5 separate regions of the Homo sapiens genome follow, and regions 1, 2, 3 and 5 are each linked to region 4. The links are chromatin contacts, found by Hi-C or POLR2A ChIA-PET in ENCODE. All regions are on one chromosome and are shown on one strand. The core of a region is the stretch at or near the end of the contact, and the rest is flanking DNA. Distances in the headings are between cores, read along the strand shown.

Region 1 (4,383 bases), core at 1,576-4,075, 1.0 Mb before region 4:
CTCAGCTACTCGGGAGGCTGAGGCAGGAGAATCGCTTGAACCTGGGAGGCGGAGGTTACAGTGAGCCGAGATCACGCCATTGCACTCCAGCCTGGGCATCTTTAAAAAAAAAGTGCAAATATTTATTTTTACTTATTTACTTACAAATTTTTCTTTAGAGATGGGGTGATATAGTTTGAATATATGTCCTTGCCAAAGCTCATGTTGAATTGTAATCCTCAATGTTTGAGGTAGGGCCTGGTGGGAGGTGATTGGGTCATGGGGGCAGATCCTTCATGGCTTGGTGCTGTCCTCGCTATAGTGAGTGGGTTCACTTCACGAGATATTTGGTTGTTTAAAGTGTGTGGCACCTCCCCACCCTTTGCTCTCGCTCTGCCATGTGAGATACCTGTTCCCACTTTGGCTTCCGTCATGAGTAAAAGCTCCTTGAGGCCTCCCCAGGCTCCTTCCTGTACAGTCCTGTATAAAACTGTGAGCCAATTAAGCCTCTTTTCTTTATAAATTACCCGGTCTCAGGTATTTCTTTATAGCAATGCAAGACTGACCTAATTCACGGACAGGGTCTCCCTCTGTTGCCCAGGCTGGCGTAGTGGCTTGATCTCGGCTCATTGCAACCTCTGCCTCCCAGGTTCAAGCAGTCCTCCTACCTCAGCCTCTGGAGTAGCTGAGATTACAGGTGCTAGCCATCATGCCCAGTTAAGTGCAATATTTAAAGGGTTCTGAAAATTTTCTTCCTTTGAAAGCTTTCACTAACTGAGAACTTCAAAGTGCTATTTTCCTGAGAAATTCAAATAACTTTCAATTATTTCTAGGGTCCCCTAGCAGTTACTTGGGGAAATAAAAAAGAAAATTCAATGTCTATCTTACTCCTCATGCCAAAATAAATTTCATCTGGATAGAAGCTTTGAATGTAAAACAAAAAAAATAAATAAATAAAAAATAAAACCAATCAACAAACTTGGGAGTATTACGTTAAAACTAGGGGAAAAAAAATATATATATATATATTTGGAAACGGAGTCTCGCTCTGTCGCCCAGGCTGGAGTGCAGTGGCTCAAGCTCGGCTCACTGCAACTTTGGCCTCTTGAGTTCAAGCAATTCTCCTGCCTAAGCCTCCCAAGTAGCTGGGACTACAGGTGCCCACCACCACGCCTGACTAATTTTTTTTTTTTGTATTTTTAGTAGAGATGTGGTTTCACCATGTCGCCCAGGATGGTCTCATACTCCTGAGCTCAGGCAATCCACCTGCCTTGGCCTCCCAAAGTGCCAGGATTACAGGCATGAGCCACCACGCCCAGCCAGGGAAAATATTTTTATAATTGACAAATTAGAAGTCACGAAAAAAAAGCAATGAATTAGGCCCCCCAAAATTTTAATTCTTTGCATGTGCTTTGGAACATTTTGCTGATCTTATACCAAGATAATTTTTTTAAGGAAAATGAGATCAGTGAGTACTTACTGCTCTGCAAGCTATTTTTATTCACTTGGCAGTAAAATAATGGCATCTTTCCAAGTGAGTGCATTTGTTTTAATGGATGTATTAGTATCTCATTATATAAAAGTCTATATTTAGATATTACCCTCTTCTCTTTTGTTAATATCTTAACTAACTAGGTTATATGAGGAGCAAAGAATGAGCCTACACCCAGCACCTAAACCAATGGTTTCATGACATTCTCTGCTCCAACATGTGGCTAGAGACAAGTGATTCTGAGAAGAAAACTGCCAAATCACAGAACAAGTTTACACTACTCCAGGTGGATAGGAAGTTTAATATTTAAAAAAAAAAACAGGCTGGGTGCGGTGGCTCATGGGTGTATCCCAGCACTTTGGGAGACCAAGGACAGAAGATGACTTGAGCCCAGGAGTCTGGGACCAGCCTGGGCAACATAGGGAGATCCTCGTCTTTACAAAGATAATAAAAAATATTAGCCAGGCATGGTGGTGCACGCCTGTAGTCCCAGCTACTGGTGGGGGAGCTGAGGTGGTGGTGGGGCTGCAGTTGGTGGGGGGGATGATGAGGTGAGAGGATGGCTTGAGCCTGTGAGTTCAAGCCTGCAGTGAGCTATGATAGCGCCACTGCACTCCAGTCTAGGTGACAGAGCGAGATCTTGTCCCAAAATAATAATAATAATAATAATAAAAACAAATAAAAAACAAAAGTTCATTTAGATTTTGAAGATAATAAACGTATGAATATTTAAAATTACACAGTTTTGCTTTCCAGAGTGATGATAAAAGTGTACCATTTGAGTCACTAACTCTTTTTTTTCTTTTTAAGAGAGTCTCGCTCTGTCTAGCAGGATGCAGTGCAGTGGCACGATCTCAGCTCACTAAAACCTCCGCCTCCAGGGTTCAAGCAATTCTCTTACCTCTCAACCTCTCGAGTAGCTGGTATGACTGGTGTGCACCACCACCCACCTCAGCCTCACACAGTGCTGGGATTACAGGCGTGAGCCACTGTGCCCGGCCCATTTTAGTCATTAACTTTTAAAAATAAACTTCACACAGCAGTACATCTCAGATGTTTATAACAAAAAGGAGGGTGGATGTGTGTGTGGGGGGTGAGCTTTCTAATTTGACCACGTCAATATTGTATCTGCCAAGCAGTTTCCAACTTGTATCAAGTCAAATGAGTACTTAGTTGTTTTCTTTAGTTCTTAGAATATTTCCCCTACATTCTCCATGGCTCGGTTCTTTCCAGAAAATTCCCTGGATGGAATTTTCCACATAGCCCAGCAGAGGGCCCTGTATTCTGAGCCACAGTCAGGCATACACAGAAGACACTGCAGACACCAATCAGCAAATCAGGAACGAGAATTCCTCTCCTCCCACACTCCAGCCAAAGGGCTCTCAGGTTCCAGTTGCAGCCGGTCAGCTAACAACTGACGGTGTCTGCACTTCCTTTTAGTCTAGGCGGCGGTAGAAATGGTTTCTAAGAATACCCAGTGGCTCTGGAAAACATTTCCATCATGTGAATGAGCCTGCGCGTATTTTATATTACAGCTTTTATTCCCCTCAGATTCCTATTCTCATTTTAAAATGTATTTAAAAGATATAGAGACATATAAAGCCTTCAGAGGAAAATGCATTAAAAAGGAATATATCACAATGGTAAACCATGATTACTACTAAAGAGATTATGGCTTATTTCACTCCATTCTTTAATTTCCCAGATTTTACACCATTATCGTGTTTCTTTTATTTTGAATATTCTCTTTTCAGAAAGAGAAAATATAGTTTGAAAAAGCGGCTGGGTGTGGTGGCTCATGCCTTTAATCCCAGCACTTTGGGAGGCCAAGGTGGGTGGATTATTTGAGGTCAGGAGTTCGGGACCAGCCTGGCCAACATGGTGAAACCCTCTCTCTACAAAAATACGAAACTTAGCTGGGTGTGGTGTCGGGCGCCTGTAATCCCAGCTACTCGGGAGGCTGAGGAACGAAAATTGCTTGAACCCGGGAGGCGGTGGTTGCAGTGAGCCGAGATCGCGCCACTGCACTCCAGTCTGTCTCAAAACAAACAAACAAACAACAACAAAAAGGCAAGAGACAGGAAGTAAATATATGCCCATCAAAAAGATTAAAAACACTTGGAGCAATTTTTAAAAATCTGTATTAAAAGAATTTTTAGAACATAAGTGGGTGCTTATGTGTAAAATAATATACAAGAAAGTAATTTATTTAGCCTATATATATATAACTGATCATTTTAACCCTTGTAGCCAAAAAGTAGAAGCACCCACTTATGTGCAGAGGGTACAGATATCTTTTCCAGAAAGAAATGAAAAACACTGCACCATGAAGTGCCGTTATTTTTATCTTGATTTCAAGGAAGAGAAGACCCTGTCTGATGACTTTCTGTCATTAAAGTATATTTTGAATGAAAGGATCATTTACCCATTTATTCCACAAATATTTAGAGATTCAGATACTTTTCATACCATGAACTCCCCAACCCTCCGAAGAAAAAGGGACCTCATCTAGATCACAAGCCCCTCTTCTTAGGAAACTGGAACTGTTACTATCACTCCAACCCCAGCTGTCACTTGGCTAAGCCCCACTCATTCTTTAGTCCTCCAACTATTCTTCAGGGAGACCTCATCTCCTTGGACCTTAACTGGCCTCTGCCCTCTGGGCATTGCCTTCCTCAGTACCCGTGGATGGGCCCAGTCATCAAACCCATTGCAGACACGGAGGGCTTCTCTAAACTGTGAGTACAAGGAAGGGCCAGGAAACCCTTGAGCCAAACCTGCTGACATGGAAGTCCTATGTACATATATGTAGACATACAGAATAAGTATGTTTGTAGGCATTCTTTAGTTCCAAGATAGGGGATTTCTTCTCTTTTCCACCATATTTTGTTTTGCATTTTAAAATGCTTATT
Region 2 (4,523 bases), core at 57-2,556, 1.0 Mb before region 4:
TCCGCCCGCCTTGGCCTCCCAAAGTGCTGGGATTACAGGCATCAGTCACCGCACCCGGCAGGAATGGAAAGTTTTATAACTGAATAAGCATTACACCAGACTGTGATGCACATCACAAACAATCTGCTAAAGAGGTTTCAAAGACAGAAAGAAATCTCATCCGTTTATGTAGCAGGCAGATACAGCCCATTACAAACATATTCTCAAACAATAACTTGTGCTCAAGAAACTTGACGGCACCATTTGGTACACATACTTCATCCCAAATTCACCTGGTAATTAGGGTGGCTATCTGTGTTAGTTAATTGCCTTTATCCAAAGGAAAACGAAAACTCATATCTCTATGACAAGCAGGTAATAACTTGAAGCCAGGCACGCAGATCAAATTCCCACGAAGACAGGGAAAGACAGGGGTGCTATTTTCATTGATGTTTACATTTCAAAGAGATGGCTACAAGGCTCTTAAGAAAAACATTCCGGGGATGTAAAACTGGCAAGAGATTTAGCTTTTAAAAGGACTTACATACATCTCAAAGGGACAGAGAAAATTTTACAGTTACAAGTTTTCTAAAGGAAATGCTCTAAGAGAGACGTCTTTCTCTTTTGACACCAGGGAAAATTCGATCTTTAAAAATTTGTGTTTACCCCACAATACCTCCACACATTGACTGGCATCGTGCTCCCTTCCAGGTCCGCACTTCCCTCTTCACCTGGCCACCTGTGACTAGTTTTTCATAGTCCTAATCAACCCCATTCCTAAAGGAAGCCTCCCAGACAGCAGGCCGCCCCTCCTAGGCCCAGTCCCCCAGCCCCCGCCACACCAGAGACCCGCTGTCCTCAAAGGCTATGAACTACAGTCTCCTAGAGCTGGTGAACATCGCCGATCATTGGTTCTGATTCCAACCCATTTCAAAGATGGTAAAAACTGAGACACGGGAAAATCATAAAAGGGTGCTTAGGGCACTGGCCCAAAAAGGGTACTTAAGGATTTCTCCGCCCAGATGCCAAAGCCCTAAGGTCAGCCCCAAATGACCTGTGTTCTGCTTTATACGTCTATGCCACTGTTGGGGTTAAAGCCCTAGGCACGCAGGTCTTGCCTCAACTGCGCCTGCGCGAGTCAGGACGAGCGCTTGCCCCAGATCTTGACGTTTCAGGCGGCCCCTCCTAATCCGGAACACGACTCACATTCCGTTGGTCTTGCCTTGACAGACGTGACCCTGACCCAATAAGGGTGGAAGGCTGAGTCCCGCAGAGCCAATAACGAGAGTCCGAGAGGCGACGGAGGCGGACTCTGTGAGGAAACAAGAAGAGAGGCCCAAGATGGAGACGGCGGCGGCTGTAGCGGCGTGACAGGTGAGGGCGGGCCCGGGAGGGCTCGGTTTCTGGAGCGGCTGCCGGGCACGGGCAGGGAGCCCGGACCGAAAGCTCAGCTCCAGGATGGCTGCGCCTGGGCCCCGGCGTTCCCTGCCCGGAACCGGAGGAGTGGTTTGACCCGGGGCGAGACCATCGTCGACAGCGGGGGTGGGGTGGGTAACAGGAATAGGCGGGCAAGGCTGCGGGTGATGGTTTCGCCCGCTGCTAGTGGTGGTGCGCCTGCGCAGAGCCGGAAGCCCTTTGGTAGGCGGGACCCGACCGAGTGGTGCCGGGATTCCGTCTTAACCCCCGCTAAGGTGTCCAATGACCTTTCCTTACCAACTGCGGGGAGTGTGTGGAAACGCGGTTCACTCCCCGGTTTCCTTATTCTGGATCAGTGTCTGACCGCCCCCGCCGGGAGAATGTCAGGATTCTCGCCTCTGTAACCGCCTTCCATGATCCCTCATTCAGTTTAGACCAGTAATATGCCTGTGACCCCTCACAGGTTGTCAAGGAGAATTTTGGAGCTCCCTCTTTACCTCCATTTTTCTCCCCGCAACACCATACCTTCCTTCTCCTTTTGCTATGACAATGTCTGGTGGTCCACCATTACCTCCCCAGTTCGGCTCAATGTCTGGTCATTTCCATTTCCACCCTTCTCCCCATTACAGTCCCTAGTGACGCCTGTTACATCTCCCTTCCGCATAGTATGTAGTGACCCCCCCCCCCCATGAATTCCTCATCATAGAGGCTTGGGACTTCCATTAGCCACCTAACAACGGTGTCTGTGGTCCTAACATCAACATTACACCCCAGGGCTTAGGGATGTCCACAGTGCCCTTTAAGGACATGTTTGGTGCAACCTCCATCTTCCCCAAACTAAGGGCAGTATCTGATAATCCTCTCTTTCCCATCACCGTGCCTGCGACTCCTCCCTCACCACAGTAACTGGCATTTCCCCCGTTCTCTGTTAAAAAACCAGGACACTTTGGGAGGCTGAGGCGGGTGGATCATCTGAGGTCAGGAGTTCGAGACCAGCCTGGCCAACATGGTGAAACCCCGTCTCTACTAAAAATACAAAAAATTAGCCGGGCGTGGTGGCACACGCCTGTAGTTCCAGCTACTCAGGAGGCTGAGGCGGGAGAATGGCTTCAACTTGGGAGGTGGAGGTTGCAGTGAGCTGAGACCATGCCATTGCACTCCAGCCTGGGCAACAAGAGCGAAACTCTGTCAGAAAAAAAAAAAAACAGAAAAAAAAAAAAAAAAAACCCAGGACATTCTGTTCGTGCTTCTTATGTACCTGACGGCTCAGTGCAGTGTGTACTGACTTCCCCATTGGTCCCCAGCACAGAGTCTTGTGTGCTCCTCTACCCTCCAAGACAGTATGCTCTGTCCCCCTTCCCTGTTCTCTCCCCCGCAACCCTGTGCAGTGAAGCTGAGACCTTGGCACTCAAGAGTGAGACAAGCAACAGGAGGGCCTGAGCAGAGAAGGAACTGGAAGGACTTCAGATGTGAGCAGGATCTCTTGGACTGTCGTGTGAAAATTAGGCTGCAGGGGGCGACAGGAGCCTGGACTTTGAATTTTATTTTGTCCCCTGCCACTTTGCTTCTAGACTATCATTATTGGACCTCTGAATTCTTGTCTGCCTTCTTGTAGGAGCCCCATGGCACCTGCCCAGCCCCACCTCAGCCCATCTTGACAAAATCTAAGGCTCCATGGAGCCACCACGGGGCCCCCCTGCCAATGGGGCCGAGCCATCCCGGGCAGTGGGCACCGTCAAAGTATACCTGCCCAACAAGCAACGCACGGTGGTGAGTCATGGAAGCGAAATGGCAGGGGCTGTGGATGGACCCAGTTGTAACTCTGGGATCAAAAGGGTGACAACGGTTGGGGGAGGCCTTTGCAGAAGGATGGGAACATCAGCTGCGCTTCTGTTGGGCATTGAGGACCCCTACATCTGCACATACACACAGGTGACTGTCCGGGATGGCATGAGTGTCTACGACTCTCTAGACAAGGCCCTGAAGGTGCGGGGTCTAAATCAGGACTGCTGTGTGGTCTACCGACTCATCAAGGGGTGAGTGTGGCAGCCCCACGCCCACCCACTGGGTGTCCCACCTCCCATCCCCTCCTCAGTCATTTGATTCCTTCTGTACTTTATCACAGAGTCTTCCATTAGTCTTCCCTTAGTCTTTAGTCCCCCCTTATCTGCAGGGTACATGTTCCAAGACCCCCAGTGGATGCTTGAAACCATAGATAGTACCGAACCCAATTGCTATCAGTCGGAACATGTTTCTATTCTTGTCTTCTACCCATAAATGTAATGCCTTTTCCGTCTTAACTAAGCACGTATCATGCACTCCGGCCATCACTTTTGCAGTTTGAGGTATGACATCAAAACTAGCATGAATTTATTTTTCCTTCTTCACAATTCCAAAGATGGAAGATTCTTTCTTACAGTAGATCTCAGCAACCTCAGCATATGATTTTCTTTTAAGTCAAGAACTTTTACCTTTTTGCTTAAAGGAAGCACATTACAGCTTCTCTTTGGCATGTCCGAATTGCCACCAACACTACTCTTGTGCTTTTGGGCCATTATTAAGTAAAATGGCGGTCACTTGAAGACAGCCACTATGATATTGAGTCAGTTGTTTGATAACTGAGCAGGCTACTAAGTGATGGGCGGTAGCGTAGACAGTGTGGATCTGCTAGATAAAGAGGTGATTCACATCCTGGGTGGGATGGTGCAGGATTTCATCACGCTACTCAGAATGCACGTAATTTAAAACTTATGAATTGTTTATTTCTGCAATTTTCAATTTAATACTTTCCCACCCGGTTGACCACAGGTAACTGAAACCATGGAGAGTGAAACCACAGATAAGGGAGGACTACTGTAGTTCAAGTAATCTATGAGTTCATCCATCTTTTGTTTTGTTACTTCATTGGTTTATTGGCCTGTAAGGTCAGCAACTCATTCTCCCCTGGCCCCCAAGTCCTCACCCTGGTCCATCACTTCTGCCCAGATTTCATCTATTTTGTCCTTTCACGATGTCATGACTTCATCAGGTCTCTTCTTCCTCATTTTCCCCATTCTCTGTCTGCTGAGTTGGGTCTTGCTGACTTTATTTATTCCTCTCTCGTGGGTTTCCTTAATTTATGATGCAGT
Region 3 (4,286 bases), core at 717-3,216, 1.2 Mb before region 4:
GTCTAATCCCCAGGCAGGAAGGGGGTTTGTTTTGGGAAAGGGCTGTTATCCTCTTTGTTTCAACGTTAAACTATAAGCCAAGTTCCTCTCACGCTGGGCGCGGTGGCTCATGCCTGTAATCCCAGCACTTAGGCCGACGCAGGCAGATCACCTGAGGTCAGAAGTTTGAGACCAGCCTGGCCAACATGGTGAAACCTCGTCTCTACAAAATTATAAAAATTAGCTGGGCGTGGTGGCCTGCACCTGTAATCTCAGCTACTCGGGAGGCTGAGGCAGGAGAATCGCTTGAACCCAGGAAGCGGAGGTAGCAGTGAGCCGAGATCGTGCCACTGCACTCCAGCCTGGGCGACGGTGCCAGACTGTCTCAAAAAAAAAACTAAGTTCCTCTCAAAGTTAGTTTGGTCTGTGCCCAGGAATGAACAAGGGTAGTTTGGAGGTTAGAAGCAAGACGGAGTTGGTTTAGGTTGGATCTCTTTCACTGTAATAATTTTCTCATTATAATTTTACAACGGTAGTTTCAATACAAGTCCTTTATGAGATAAGTGTTTTGCAAATATTTTCTCCCAGTCTGTGGCTTGTCTATTCTGTCATCAGCGTCTTTCACAGAAGAGAAGTTTCTAATTTTAATAATGCACAACGTACTGTTTTTTTTTTCTTTCACAGGTCATACTTTTGGTGTTGTATTCATATACATATATATTTTTATAGAGATGGGGTCTCACTAGGTTGCCCAGGCTGGTCTTGAACGCCTGGGCTCAAGCGATCCACCCACCTCAGCCTCCTAAAGTGCTGTGATTACAGGCATGAGCCACTGCACTTGGCTGGTGTTGTATTTAAAAACTCATCACCAAACCCAAGGTTACTTGGATTTTCTTCTTTGTTATCTTATAGAAATTTTATAGTTTTTCATTTTACATAGAGATCTATAATCCATTTTGAGTTAATTTTTTTTTTTTTTTTTGAGACAGGGTCTGCACTCCAGCCTTTGTCACCCAGGCTGGAGTGCGGTGGTGCGATCTCGGCTCACTGCAACCTCTGCCTCCTGGGTTCAAGCAATTCTGCCTCAGCCCCTGGAGCAGATGGGACTACAGGTGCACACCACCACAACCGACTAATTTTTGTATTTTTAGTAGAGATGGGGTTTCACCATGTTGGCCAGGCTGGTATCGAACTCTTGACCTCAAGTGATGCACTGCCTTGGCCTCCCAGTTTTGAGTTAATTTTTGTGAAACATATAAGGACTGTGTCTAGATGCTTTTTTTTTTTTTTTTTTTGCATATGGATGTCCAGTTGTTCCAGCACCATTTGTTGAAAAGACTTATTTCTTCACCGAATTTCTTTTGCTCCTTTGTCAATGATCAGTTGGCTGTTTTTGTGTGTATATATATTTCTAGGTTCTCTATTCTATTCCATTGATCTATTTGCCTATTCTTTCACCAATACCTCTGTCTTGATTAGTCTAGTTTTATAGTAAGTCATGAAGTTGGGTGGTCTCAGTCCTCTGACTTTGTTCTTGTTTAGTACTATGTTGACTACTTTGGATTTTTGCCTTTCCATATAAACTTTAGAATCAGTTTGTTGATAGCCACAAAATAATTTGGTGGGAATTTGATTGGGATTATGTTGAATCTCCTGATCAAGGTGGGGACAATTGACATGTTAACAGTATTGAGTCTTCCCTTTAGCAGCAGAGAATCCATACGGGTCTGCAGCAACCTCAATTCTTGCCTCCTCAGAAAAAAGAATTTGAGGGGCATAAGACAGAGTGAGAGACCAGGGCAAGTTTTAGAGCAGTAGTGAAAGTTTATTAAAAAGCTTTAGAGCAAGGATGAAAGGAAGCAAACTACACTTGGAAGAGGGCCAAGCAGGCGACTTCAGAGATCAAATGTGCGGTTTGACTTTGACTTGGGGTTTTATGCTTCCTGGGTCTATATTACCCCTCCTTTGATTCTTACCTTGGGGTGGGCTGTCCGCATGTGCTGTGGCTTGTCAGCGCTTGAGAAGGGGCCGCATGCGCATTGTGGTTACTGAAGTTCTACGCATGCTCACTTGAGGAGTTTTTCCCTTACCAGCGGAGTGTTCCTAAAGGAAGGTTATATACCAGTTAAACTCGGCCATTTTGCATCGTAGTGCACATGTCTTGAGCCCACTGGCCCAACTCCTGAGATCTTATTGGGAAGCTGCTGATCACCAGTTTCAGGTTTTTTGGTATCTGTTGAGAGACTGCCTTTCCCTGGCGCCAGCTGCAACCAATTATTATTTTTATTTATTATTATTATTTTTCTTTTTTATTATTATTTTTCTTTTTTTTTTAGGAGGAACAGGAGAAGCAGGAGGAGGAGGATGAGCAGGAGAGAAAGGAGGAGGAGAAAGAGGAGGAAGAGGAGCAGGAGGAGGAGAAAGAGAAGGAGGAGCAGGAGGAGGAGAAAGAGAAGGAGGAGCAGGAGGAGGAGAAAGAGAAGGAGGAGGAACAGGAGGAGCAGGAGAAAGAAAAGGAGGAGCAGGAGGAGGAGGAGAAAGAGAAGGAGGAGGAGGAGGAAGAGGAGCAGGAGGAGGAGGAGCAGGAGGAGGAGAAAGAGAAGGAGGAAGAGCAGGAGGAGGAGGAGCAGGAGGAGGAGGAGAAAGAGAAGGAGGAAGAGCAGAAGGAGAAAGAGCAGGAGGAGGAGGAGCAGGAGGAGGAGGAGAAAGAGAAGGAGGAAGAGCAGAAGGAGAAAGAGCAGGAGGAGGAGAAGCAGCAGGAGGAGGAGCAGCAGGAGGAAGAGGAGCAGGAGGAGGAGCAGGGAGCAATTATTATTTTAGAGAGACAGTTTTAACAACTGCCTGACCATCACCTCCTGGTGGGGTTTGAGGGGGGGTGCTCTCCTGCTCTGCTCATGTCTAACTACCTAACTACCTAATTACTCTAACATTTCTGTCAATAAACATGCAATATCTCTCTGTTTACTTATATATTCTGATATATTTCATGTCAAATTTTGTTTGATTTTCCTCATGTATGTCTTCTACATATTTTGTTAGGTTTATGTATATTTTATCTTTTTGGTGCTAACGTAAATGGTATTATGTTTTTAATTTTAAATATCAATTGTTCATTTCGGGTATATAGGAAAACAATTGACTTTTATTAAGCCTGTATCCTGTGACTTTACTATAATCACTTAATAGTGCCAGAAAATCCTTTACTGAAATGGATTGTGAGAGTAGCTAAATGATAGGGGTAGTATGTTTGATTTTGAATGCTGTAGAGTGGAAGAGCATGTCTGGGTTGATGCAGGACCCACAGCTCATAGTGACCAATCACAGATGGCTGTACTTGAGCCAGACACACAAAAACACAAGAAGTTATTCATGAGGGAAGACCTAGCATGCCAGACTTGCTCAAAGCCACTGTAAAGTGTGTTTACCCTGTCAGCGGAAAGAGTCAAATTCTGTAAAATATTTGAAGAGACTTATTCCAAACCAGCACTCAGGAGATACTGAGAACAGGTGCCCAAGGTATGTGTTAGATGTCCACTGATTCGGTTCGGAAAGGCGGGACAACTTGAAGTGGGGGCTTCCAGGTAACAGGTAGATAAGAGACAAAAGGTTGCATTCTCTTGGGTCTTTGATCAGCTTTTCACTGAATACATAATTTACATGTGAGAGGGGATAGAATAGTCTGCCTAATGAAACAACAGGGCAGAGGAAGCAATCAGATACCCATTTGTCTCAGGTGAGCAGAGGGAGGACATTGAGTTCTGTCTGTCCTTTGTCATCCTGCACCTGTGAAGATAAGCTATCAATTTACGTTGCCAGGGTGAAATTCAACAGAACTTTTTTTTTTTTTTTTTTTTTTTTTGAGACGCAGTCTCGCTCTGTTGCCCAGGCTGGAGTGCAGTGGCGTGATCTCAGCTCACTGCAACCTCTGCCTCCCGGGTTCAAGCGATTCTCCTGCCTCAGCCTGCGAGTAGCTGGGATTACAGGCTTGTCTCGGACTCCTGACCTCGTGATCCGCCCACCTCGGCCTCCCAAAGTGCTGGGATTACAGGCATGAGCCACCGCACCCAGCCCAGAACATCTTAAGGTAAAGGTCTTGAGGCCCACAAGGTCTTTTCTTGTGGGCAAATTGCGAGGGAGGCATGTAGCCTTTTTTTTTTTTTTAATCTTTGTAGCTATCTTATTTGGGAATAAAATGTGAAGCAGGTTTGCCTAACACCCTTTGGCTTAATGATTTTGGAGTCCTGAGATTTATTTTCCTTCACAACCCTAAGTATAGGACTGTGTAACATATGCCAAGAGGAGCACCC
Region 4 (4,460 bases), core at 1,673-4,172:
GCGCCACTGCACTCCAGCCTGGCGACAGAGTGAGACTCTGTCAAAAAAAAAAAAAAAGCTCAGAAGTCAGGTACAATAGTGCTCCCCTGTAATCCCAGTTACTCAGGAGGCTGAGTTGGGGAGAATGCTTGAGGCCAGGAGTCAGCCTGGGCTCATCTCTTAAAAACAACAATAACAACAAAACCAGCAACAAACCACCTCAGAGACAGACCCATATATCTATGGAACTTGATACATGATAGAGGTGGTAAAACACACACAGGGATGGGACAGATTGCTTAATAGATGGTGATGGGGCATCTGGCTCATGACACAGAGAAAAATAAAATTGGAGCTCTATCTCACACCATATACAAGGACGAACTCTACATGGATTAAAGACCTAAATGTGGCCGGGTGCGGTGGCTCATGCCTGTAATCCCAGCACTTTGGGAGGCCGAGGCAGGCGAATCACTTGAGGCCAGGAGTTCAAGACCAGCCTGGCCAACATGGCAAAAACCTGTCTCTACTAAAAATGCAAAAATTAGCCAGGTGTGGTGGCACACACCTGTAATCCTAGCTACGCAGCAGGCTGAGGCAGGAGAATTGCTTGAACCCAGGAGGCGGAGGTTGCAGTGAGCCGAGATAGTGCCATTGCACTCCAGCCTGGGCAACAAGAGCGAAACTCTGTCAAAAAAAAAAAAAAAGAAAGAAAGAAAGAAACTGTAGGGGAACATTTTGTGACCTGGGAAAGAGAATGATTTCTTTAAAAGCACAGACCAGGCCGGGCGTGGTGGCTCACGCCTGTAATCCCAGCACTTTGGGAGGCCGAGGCAGGCGGATCATGAAGTCAGGAGTTTGAGAACAGCCTGAACAACATGGTGAAACCTCATCTCTACTAAAAATACAAAAATTAGCTGGGCATAGTGGCACATGCCCGTAATCCCAGCTACTCAGGAGACTAAAGCAGGAGAATCACTTGAACCTGGGAGGCGGAGGTTGCAGTGAGCTGAGATCATGCCACTGCACTCCAGCCTGAGCGACAGAGTGAGACTCCGTCTCAGAAAAAAGCACAGAACATAGGGGGAAAAATGATTATATCAAAATTATGGATCTTTATTCAACTAAGTTTACTGCTTACAAAGTTAATAACACAAATGCCAGAGCTGGAGAGGCTATTTCCAACACCTAAGGGATTAATAATTAGACTATGTGAGGAATCCCTGACAATAACAGGAAGATAAATATGGGAATTACCCCAACAGGAATATGGATGTACTGTATTCTGTATGTTAGCAAATTTGGTCTGTGTTGGGCAAATTCATTCTATGGATAAGAAATTTAGCCTCTGAGGGCAAACTAACTTATTCTTCGTTGATGTGGCGCTCAGAAGTGAAAAATCTGTCAAATCCATTTATTGTAAAGGTGGCCAAGACACTGAAGACTAAATTGTGAACAGTGGGCTCAGACACTACTTGATTGGGATAAGTCTATTGTGTATTGCGAAAGTCCCTTCTGTGAATCAAGGGCTCAGTTACTTTTTTTTTTTTTTTGAGACTGAGTCTTGCTCTGTCGCCCAAGCTGGAGTGCAGTGGCATGATCTCAGCTCACTGCAACCTCCACCTCCCGGGTTCAAGCGATTATCCCGCCTCAGCCTCCTGAGTAGCTGGGACTACAGGTGCCTACCACCACGCCCGGCTAATTTTTTTTTTTTTTTGTATTGTTAGTAGAGACAGGGTTTCACCATATTGGCCAGGGTAGTCTTGAACTCCTGACCTTGTGATCTGCCCACTTCGGCCTCCCAAAGTGCTGGGATTACAGGCATGAGCCACTGCGCCCGGCAAGGGCTCAGTTACTTTCGAAGAGAGCAAAAATTGCTCTATGGATTGGGATTTACAACCTCTGAAGATCGTAGCATCCTCTTTTGTTTTGTTTTGTTTTCACCCAGGCTGGAGTGCAATGGCGTGGTCTCGGCTCACTGCAACCTCCGCCTCCCGGGTTCAAGCGATTTTCCAGCCTCAGCCTCCCGAGTAGGTGGGACTACAGGCACGTGCCACCACACCCAGCTAATTTTTTTTTTCTTTTTTTTTTTTTTTTTTTTTTTTTGTATTTTTAGTAGAGATGGGGTTTCACCATGTTGGCCATGCAGGTCTCGAACTCCTGAACTCGTGAACCGCCCGCTTTGGCCTCCCAAAGTGCTGGGAATACAGGCGTGAGCCACCGCGCCCGGCCAGCATCCTGTTTTGTAAAAGCCATCTCAGGCAGTCTATTGGTGAGAAAATTAAGGGGCTGGCTTCACGCCAGCAGTCAGACAAGGGTGAGGGCTGAAGTCAGAGATGAGATGGAATGACGCCAGGGAAAAGGGTCCCATGACAGGCGGCTAGATGTTGAGCACAGAGGAGAAAGAGTAGGAGTCAGGGTCAAACCTTAAAACGTTGGGTCTGACATCATGGACTGTGAAGGGTGATGACATCAGTGACGGTGGGGGATAAAATGTCAGGCCTTTAAAGGGTATGAGGTTAAAGAACTAGAAGGTGAAGGAGGTTAACATCAGAGAATGGCAGGGACCTAGAGGAAGACGACTACGATGGTGAGGAAGACATCCGATCCAGCGGGGGAAATGATGGCAAGGACGGGAGGATGATGTCAGGGACAGCAAGTAGTATGAGATTGAGAAGGTTCCTTTGTGGAAGGGATAAAGGCAGCTCAGCCGGTTGTGGGGGGGATGCTGACGTTTAGGGTGCACCAGCTGTTCAAAAGTCGACCCCATTTCCGGAAACACCCCATTTCCGGAAACACCCCATTTCGCGGAGAACACTGCTCCCTTCGCTTTGCTGTCCCTTCCTCTCCCCACCACTCCGCTCCTGCTGGCCTCAGCCAATCAGCACGCACGCCGGGACGCGCAAGGGGAACGTTCCGGGACGTTCTCGCTACGTACTCTTTATCAATCGTCTTCCGGCGCAGCCCCGTCCCTGTTTTTTGTGCTCCTCCGAGCTCGCTGTTCGTCCGGGTTTTTTACGTTTTAATTTCCAGGTAAGTTGCATATGTCCTGCGAAACGGCGGCTCCTCGCCACACACGCGCCGCGCCGGCCGTGACCGGGGAATAGCGAGTGGGGAGAGTAATGGCCACTGACACGTAGGCTTGGCTTTCTCTGGGACGGGCGGGTCCCGTGCTTGGAGGTGAAACATTTCGGTTGGTGGGAGGCCGGCGCGCTGTATCTGAGTGTGAGGCCTACCGGGAGGGACTGGTGGCGTCGGTGGTGGCAGTGACCACGCGACAGCCGACACTTACTTTCCTTATCCCACGTGGCCGCCGCCATCTTGTTCTGCCGGCGTTAAGGGAACGCAGGGATGTTCTGGGCTTGCGCAGTGGCACAAAATGACGGGCGTGGCGGCTATGAATGTGAGAGCATGCGCAATGTGGCCCCCTAATGGTGGCTGCGCTGAGCCAGCTCCTCAGATTACCACCTTATTGGCCGCCTTTCTCAGCTTTTCTGTAGTTACCCATATTTTGTTCCTCTTTCTTGTCTATTTTCTGTGCTTTTTCTCTGCTTTCCGTCTCGCTATTTTCTCACATCTCCATTTTCTTTCTCCTTCCTGCCACCATTCTTCATGTTCTTCCCACAGGACTTGAACTGCCATGTCCTCTGAAGAAGGAAAGCTCTTCGTGGGAGGGCTCAACTTTAACACCGACGAGCAGGCACTGGAAGACCACTTCAGCAGTTTCGGACCTATCTCTGAGGGTGAGACGGGCCATACTCACAATGGGGGTTGGTGAGAGAAAGTCTGGGATCCTTGCATTTCAAGGAGTATTAACTGAAAAGTTAGGACCCACGCCTCCAAATTCTTTTTCTTCCTAAGCCTATGGTGTAGACTAAGGATGAGGGGAAGCGTCTTTGGGATTAGTGGGAGCGCTCCGTTTTCCCTACCTATGCCATCTCCTTTTCCGGCCACCCTTTGCTACTTAACCTTTGGGGTACTGACTGGTCCACATTGCTCCATCTTCTCTCCCTCTCACAGTGGTCGTTGTCAAGGACCGGGAGACTCAGCGGTCCAGGGGTTTTGGTTTCATCACCTTCACCAACCCAGAGCATGCTTCAGTTGCCATGAGAGCCATGAACGGAGAGGTGGGGCCTCCTATCTGCAGAGGGACCTTGTCCCCATCTGCGGCTTCCTTCATTCTTTTTGTTTTTCCCTCTGTGTCTGCTCGGGGCAGCGTGGCCACCAAGCCCCGCAGTGCCCACTCACAGGAGCATGACTGCCTTTTGTTCTAGGGGGTGGAGGGCAGCGGCAGACAGAGCCTGGCCGCCTGGGAGGCGACGACTGGTCCTGCATGAGGCCGAGAAGCCACCTGTGGATGGTTGACCTGCCTTGGGCTTAGGTAGTAGAGTCTGCAGACCTGTGGGCCTGGCCCGGAGAGGACCTCGTGAGTCTTCTGACATGGACTCTGAAGCCTCAAACCAAGAGAGGTGTCTGTCTAG
Region 5 (4,571 bases), core at 497-2,996, 1.3 Mb before region 4:
TCAGCAGACTTCCTGTGCCATTTCTTGGCTAGAATCAGATGACATGGCCACTTCTGGCAGCAAGGGAGGATGGGAAAAGGAGGGCCTTGCAAAGGGGGACAGGATTGCCAGGCTGGATTTAAAAGGTCTAGAACTCACCCAACTGCTCTGGGAAGTGGTAGGGTCACTGGTGTGGGCAGAGGTTGGCCTCTGGAAGGTGGAAAAAAAAAAACGGTCTAGGGCTGGGAAAGGAGGTCTCTTGGATTTACCTGGCTGCCCAGATAAATGGGGAGGGGGAGTCTGCAGAGGGGCAATGGGGAGAATCAATTCAGAGAATCTGACAAGATTCAACTGGGCTTGAAGAGCAGCTATCTGCCATGTGTCTGACTCAACTCAAATGCCACTTTCTTTGGGGACCCTTAAGTGAAAGGCCTGCTCCCTTTCCTCACCCAGAGCTTACACAACTGAGTTTGTGACCCCTCATCTATGCCAGGTCTGGGCTGGGGGCTGGAATCACAGTAATAAAGACACAATCCCTGCCCCGCAGAGATTAACTGAAAATAGGTAAATTATGAAATTGTGAGGGGGAAGGGAGGTTCGAAATTAAAGTCATCATCAACGGGGCTGGCAGCCCCAGCAGAGGAAAGAATAGCATAGCCTAGAGCAGTGGTTCTCAACCAGAGACATTTTTCCCCCAAAGGACATTTGGTAATGTCTGGAGATACTTGGTTGTCCTGAGGGGTACTACTTGGTATCTAGTAGGTAGAGGCCAGGGATGCTGCTACATATCCTGCAATGCCCACAACAAAGAAATGACAGTGCTGAGGTTGAGAGACCCTGGCCTAGTCCAAGGGTTCTCAAACTTTGGGTCTCGGGATTCCTTTATGTTCTTAAAAGTTTAAGATATTCAAAAGAGTTTTTGCTTATGTCATATAGCCTCTGGATTCAGAAGCCTCTGGATAATCACACTGTACACCCCTGAGAGAATGAGAGTGAAAAAGTATTGTGAAAATAGTTTTCATTTTGTGAAACCCCAAGAGGATTTTTGGACCGGTAGACAGGCTGGGACCACTGGGACCACACGGTTGGAGAATGTTTGGCCTGGTGTTTAAGGTCACAGCTCTGAAACCAGATTTCTCAAGTCTAAACTGCAGCTCCACCACTAATTAGCTGAGGGACGTTTCTGGTACTCAGCGTCCCCATTGTTACCCATGGGTGACAAGGACAGTACCTGCTGCCTGAGGCTACTATTTTAGTCCAATAAAGCACTTAAACTGGGCGGACAGCTAGTTTAGTTATGATTGCTATGACTCCAACAAACATAGGGCCTGGGGCTAACTTGTCTTCAACACCTTGTCTAGTGAATAAATCTAGTTCAGGAAGAGAAACAACAGCCCGCAGGCCTCGGTGGGTCTCTGGAGGTGGAAACCTCTTTTGCATTGGGTTTTGATGGTACAATGAAGGGCATTCTGATCAGGCTAACAAAAACACTGCTCCCAGGGTAGGAGTCCTAGCCCACCTCGGGAACCTCAGCCTCCACTTTCCATGCCACCTGTGCCCTAAGTCTACAGGGCGTTAGGACCCCACAAGGCACTTTTGTCTTTCTTGGTTCCCACTGAAGATTTTACCCCACCTAGCCCTTCGACGCGTCTGTGCACGGGGCCATTTCCAATATGGCAGTAGCCCCGCGACTGTTTGGGGGGCTCTGCTTCCGTTTCCGGGACCAGAATCCGGAAGTGGCTGTTGAGGGGCGTCTTCCAATCTCGCACAGCTGCGTTGGCTGTAGAAGAGAACGGACGGCGATGGCGACGGTCGCAGCAAATCCAGCTGCTGCTGCGGCGGCTGTGGCGGCGGCAGCGGCGGTGACTGAGGATAGAGAGCCACAGCACGAGGAGCTGCCAGGCCTGGACAGCCAGTGGCGCCAGATAGAAAACGGCGAGAGTGGGCGAGAACGTCCACTGCGGGCCGGCGAAAGCTGGTGAGGCTGGGCTGCGGTGGAGCCTCGGCAGAGGGAACGGTGGGGGCATTGACAACCGCTGGGGATTCGGCGGCCGAGGGCCGCGGGAAAGCTGCTGCGGGGTGCGGGGGCGGGGGAGTGGCCGGCGGGACAGCGGGCTAAAGGGGCGGGGAAGTGCCTTTGAATGAATCGCAACGTCTGGAAAAGGGGCGGGGCCTGTGTGGTGCAGTCTGACGCCTGAGAACAAAATGGGGTTTGTTGTGATGAGACCAGTTTCGGTCCTGGAGGTGGGGCCGGGCCTGCGTAGTGAAACTGCGTAGGAACCTGGGAAGAAGGTGGGTTCTGCTACATAAGGCGGGGGCGCGGCCTGCGCTGCGTAATGCAACTTTTGGGGGCGAGGAGCGGTTTCCGATTGCTCCGGGGCGGCTGGGAACGAGGCGAGCTTTGTGACGTCAGCAGAAGAGCGGGATGGAGCCGAACGGTCCGAGGGAGGGAGCGGGGACCTCCGTGGGGGAGGGGGGAGGAGCCTGGAGCCTGGGAACGAGGTTAGGTTGGTGACGTGAGCTGAGGGGCGTGCTCTGAGGCCGAGGGACGACAGTGGAGGGGAGGTGGTGCCTATGAGGCAGAAAATGGCGCCTGCGAATAAGCAAAGTTTATGACGCGCCGTGGTTTTTGATTCTGGCGGAAGCCTTCCCGAGTCGAGAGAACGTGCAGGTGATTAGCACCGGAGGGGCCTTCCATGTTTAATTGGTTTTCTGTGTTGGTACTGTTTTGTTTTTAGAATCAAGAAAAAGTCGTTTTTTTAAAAAATAGAATTTTGATAAATCGGCTTGTTTTACTGATTTCTTGCTAAACAGTCCTTCTTGAAATTTACTGCTTCTGAGTTCATTTTATTTCTCGCCGAGTTGCATCTCGTTTTTTAATTGTGAAATACGTAAGACTTAAAAAGATTATATAAAACATTTACGCAGCCCAGATTGACGGACATCCTGTTAAAATAAACGGCCTACACTCTTCAAAAATGTCAGGATCATGAAAGACAAAGGCTGAAGAACTGTTCCAAATTGAAGGAATTAATGCAATTTAACGAGTCATGATAACTAAATGCAACATGTGATCCTCGATTGGATCCTGGAACAGAAAAAAAAATTATTTTAAAAATCAATTTTTTATCATAAGATTATTTTTGTCTCTTTTACTGTAAAAGGCAATGGAAACGTCGGTGAAATTTTATTAAAGTGGGTAGATACTAGTACTACTAATAATTGTGATCATTGTGGCTGTGAAAAATAATATCCTTGTTTATAGGAAATACTGAAAAATTTAGGGATAAGAACGCATCGTGTAAGCAGTTTATTCTCAAATGCCTGAAAAATTAGCATATATAAATTTATATATGGCGAGGGGAAATAAAATTGGGGAGATGTTGGTCAAAGGATACAACATTTCAGTTAGACAAGAAAAATAAGTTCAGATCTATTGTACAACTATAGTTAATAAATTCATTGTATACTTGAAAATTACTGAGAGAAGATTTTACATGTTCTACCACCCCCCAAAAAATAAGTATGTGACGTAATGGATGTGTTAATTGCCTTGACTTAGTCATTCCACAATGTATACATAAGTCAAAACTTCATGCTGTACACTCTAAATATATGCAATTTTTGTCCATTTTAAAATAAATAAAAATACCAAAAAATGCATGTAAAGAAACAACGATTGAGCAAATGAGTAAAATATTAGATTTGGAGAATCTGGATGAAGGACATATGGGGATTCTCTGTATTATTTTTGCCATTTTTCTCAATCTATTTCAAAGTTTAAAAATTAAATAATAAATAAAAACGTGTGAATTCACCATCCATGTTAAGATTCAGAACACTGTCTTAAGAAATCCTTCTGTGCCCCTCCCAGATGGAAATTCCCCTCCTTGCTCCATGGGAAACTGTTATCCTGAATTTTGAGTTAACAGTCTCTTCCTTTTCTTTAATGTTTTACCACAGCTGTATGCATCCCTAAGCGGTATGTATTGTCTAAGCTTTCACTTTATACATATATGGAATACATATATATAAAATTCTACTGGATGCATACTGTGAGCCCTTATCTTCGCATCGGGTAATACATGGTATCCACATGGCATCATTGGTGATGTTAACCTTGATCACTTGGTTATGGTAGTGTTGGCCAGCTTTCTCAACTGTAAAGGTACCATTTTCCTCTTTACATATGCAGTAATTATTTTTAAAACATGTATCATGTCCAGCCATTCCTCAAAATACTCTTAACAGCTTCCCATCTCTTGCAGCGTAGATGCTAAAATCCTTACAATGAATTGCAAGCCTTTATGAAGCTGGTCTCCTGCTTGCATTCTGATGTCTTCCCATATCTCTCCTCTGATTACGCACTCCCTCCCTGTCTCCATCCAGGCCGGCCATATTGGACTCTTGCTGTTCCTCAAACACATCTAACCTTAGGGCTTTTTCGAGTGAGGTTTACTCACTACAGAGTTCTTTAATAACCACACCAGTGAAATGTGTATCTCTGTTACTGGGGAGATGAGTTGAGATTTTCCAAATCGGGAATACAAACCCAAGCCGTGTTTTTCTGCCATTACGTCACACTTTTCCAG

What was found. Hi-C counts contacts between places; a loop is a spot of excess contacts on that map. ChIA-PET counts read pairs that join two places held with the same protein, here RNA polymerase II (POLR2A). Pooled maps may share reads with other maps.
Region 1: a pooled map shows a loop between it and region 4 (4-fold over the local background). The contact joins the enhancer-like site here to the promoter of RBM3 in region 4. A Hi-C loop is called at or near these places in 2 of 50 pooled maps. POLR2A ChIA-PET finds 5 or more read pairs at or near these places in 3 of 52 experiments (A549, Panc1 and activated B cell).
Region 2: a loop to region 4 is called in a map with no recorded cell type, with 10 times the contacts of the local background. The contact joins the promoter of ARAF here to the promoter of RBM3 in region 4. A Hi-C loop is called at or near these places in 1 of 37 single-sample maps with no recorded cell type and 6 of 50 pooled maps. POLR2A ChIA-PET finds 5 or more read pairs at or near these places in 3 of 52 experiments (A549, Panc1 and activated B cell).
Region 3: a pooled map shows a loop between it and region 4 (1.9-fold over the local background). The contact joins the enhancer-like site here to the promoter of RBM3 in region 4. A Hi-C loop is called at or near these places in 1 of 50 pooled maps. POLR2A ChIA-PET finds 5 or more read pairs at or near these places in 2 of 52 experiments (B cell and WTC11).
Region 5: a map of heart right ventricle shows a loop between it and region 4 (6-fold over the local background). The contact joins the promoter of USP11 here to the promoter of RBM3 in region 4. A Hi-C loop is called at or near these places in 1 of 168 maps with a recorded cell type or tissue (heart right ventricle), 2 of 37 single-sample maps with no recorded cell type and 8 of 50 pooled maps. POLR2A ChIA-PET finds 5 or more read pairs at or near these places in 1 of 52 experiments (CD4-positive, alpha-beta T cell).

Annotation. Positions count from the first base shown.
Region 1 is chrX:47,538,511-47,542,893 of GRCh38, forward strand. No RefSeq gene overlaps it. Among named protein-coding and RNA genes, the nearest start is that of ARAF, 21 kb to the right of the region's middle. RefSeq lists an enhancer at 2,680-2,974. Within about 2 kb of position 2,826, at least 18 of the 41 ENCODE cell types and tissues checked have a DNase peak (open chromatin) inside an H3K27ac peak, as active enhancers do.
Region 2 is chrX:47,559,899-47,564,421 of GRCh38, forward strand. It overlaps ARAF (A-Raf proto-oncogene, serine/threonine kinase), which reads left to right and starts at 1,307. Exons shown (of 16, transcript NM_001654.5): 1 at 1,307-1,353; 2 at 3,011-3,165; 3 at 3,328-3,431. The coding sequence starts at 3,070. It overlaps LOC124905184 (a long non-coding RNA gene), which reads right to left and starts at 1,541. Exons shown (of 2, transcript XR_007068225.1): 1 at 1,186-1,541. RefSeq lists a silencer at 1,374-1,673 and an enhancer at 3,932-4,226.
Region 3 is chrX:47,378,470-47,382,755 of GRCh38, forward strand. All of the region lies in intron 1 of ZNF157 (zinc finger protein 157), which reads left to right. Among named protein-coding and RNA genes, the nearest start is that of SNORA11C, 8.0 kb to the right of the region's middle. RefSeq lists an enhancer at 2,667-3,166. Within about 2 kb of position 1,967, at least 5 of the 41 ENCODE cell types and tissues checked have a DNase peak (open chromatin) inside an H3K27ac peak, as active enhancers do; they include B cell, where a contact is called at or near this core.
Region 4 is chrX:48,571,562-48,576,021 of GRCh38, forward strand. RBM3 (RNA binding motif protein 3) reads left to right here and starts at 2,923. Exons shown (of 7, transcript NM_006743.5): 1 at 2,923-3,012; 2 at 3,607-3,722; 3 at 4,000-4,106. The coding sequence starts at 3,620. RefSeq lists a cis regulatory region at 2,056-3,041 and enhancers at 2,798-3,997, 2,981-3,250.
Region 5 is chrX:47,231,263-47,235,833 of GRCh38, forward strand. USP11 (ubiquitin specific peptidase 11) reads left to right here and starts at 1,747. Exons shown (of 21, transcript NM_001371072.1): 1 at 1,747-1,957. The coding sequence starts at 1,782. RefSeq lists a cis regulatory region at 1,402-2,624 and enhancers at 1,627-1,676, 2,102-2,685.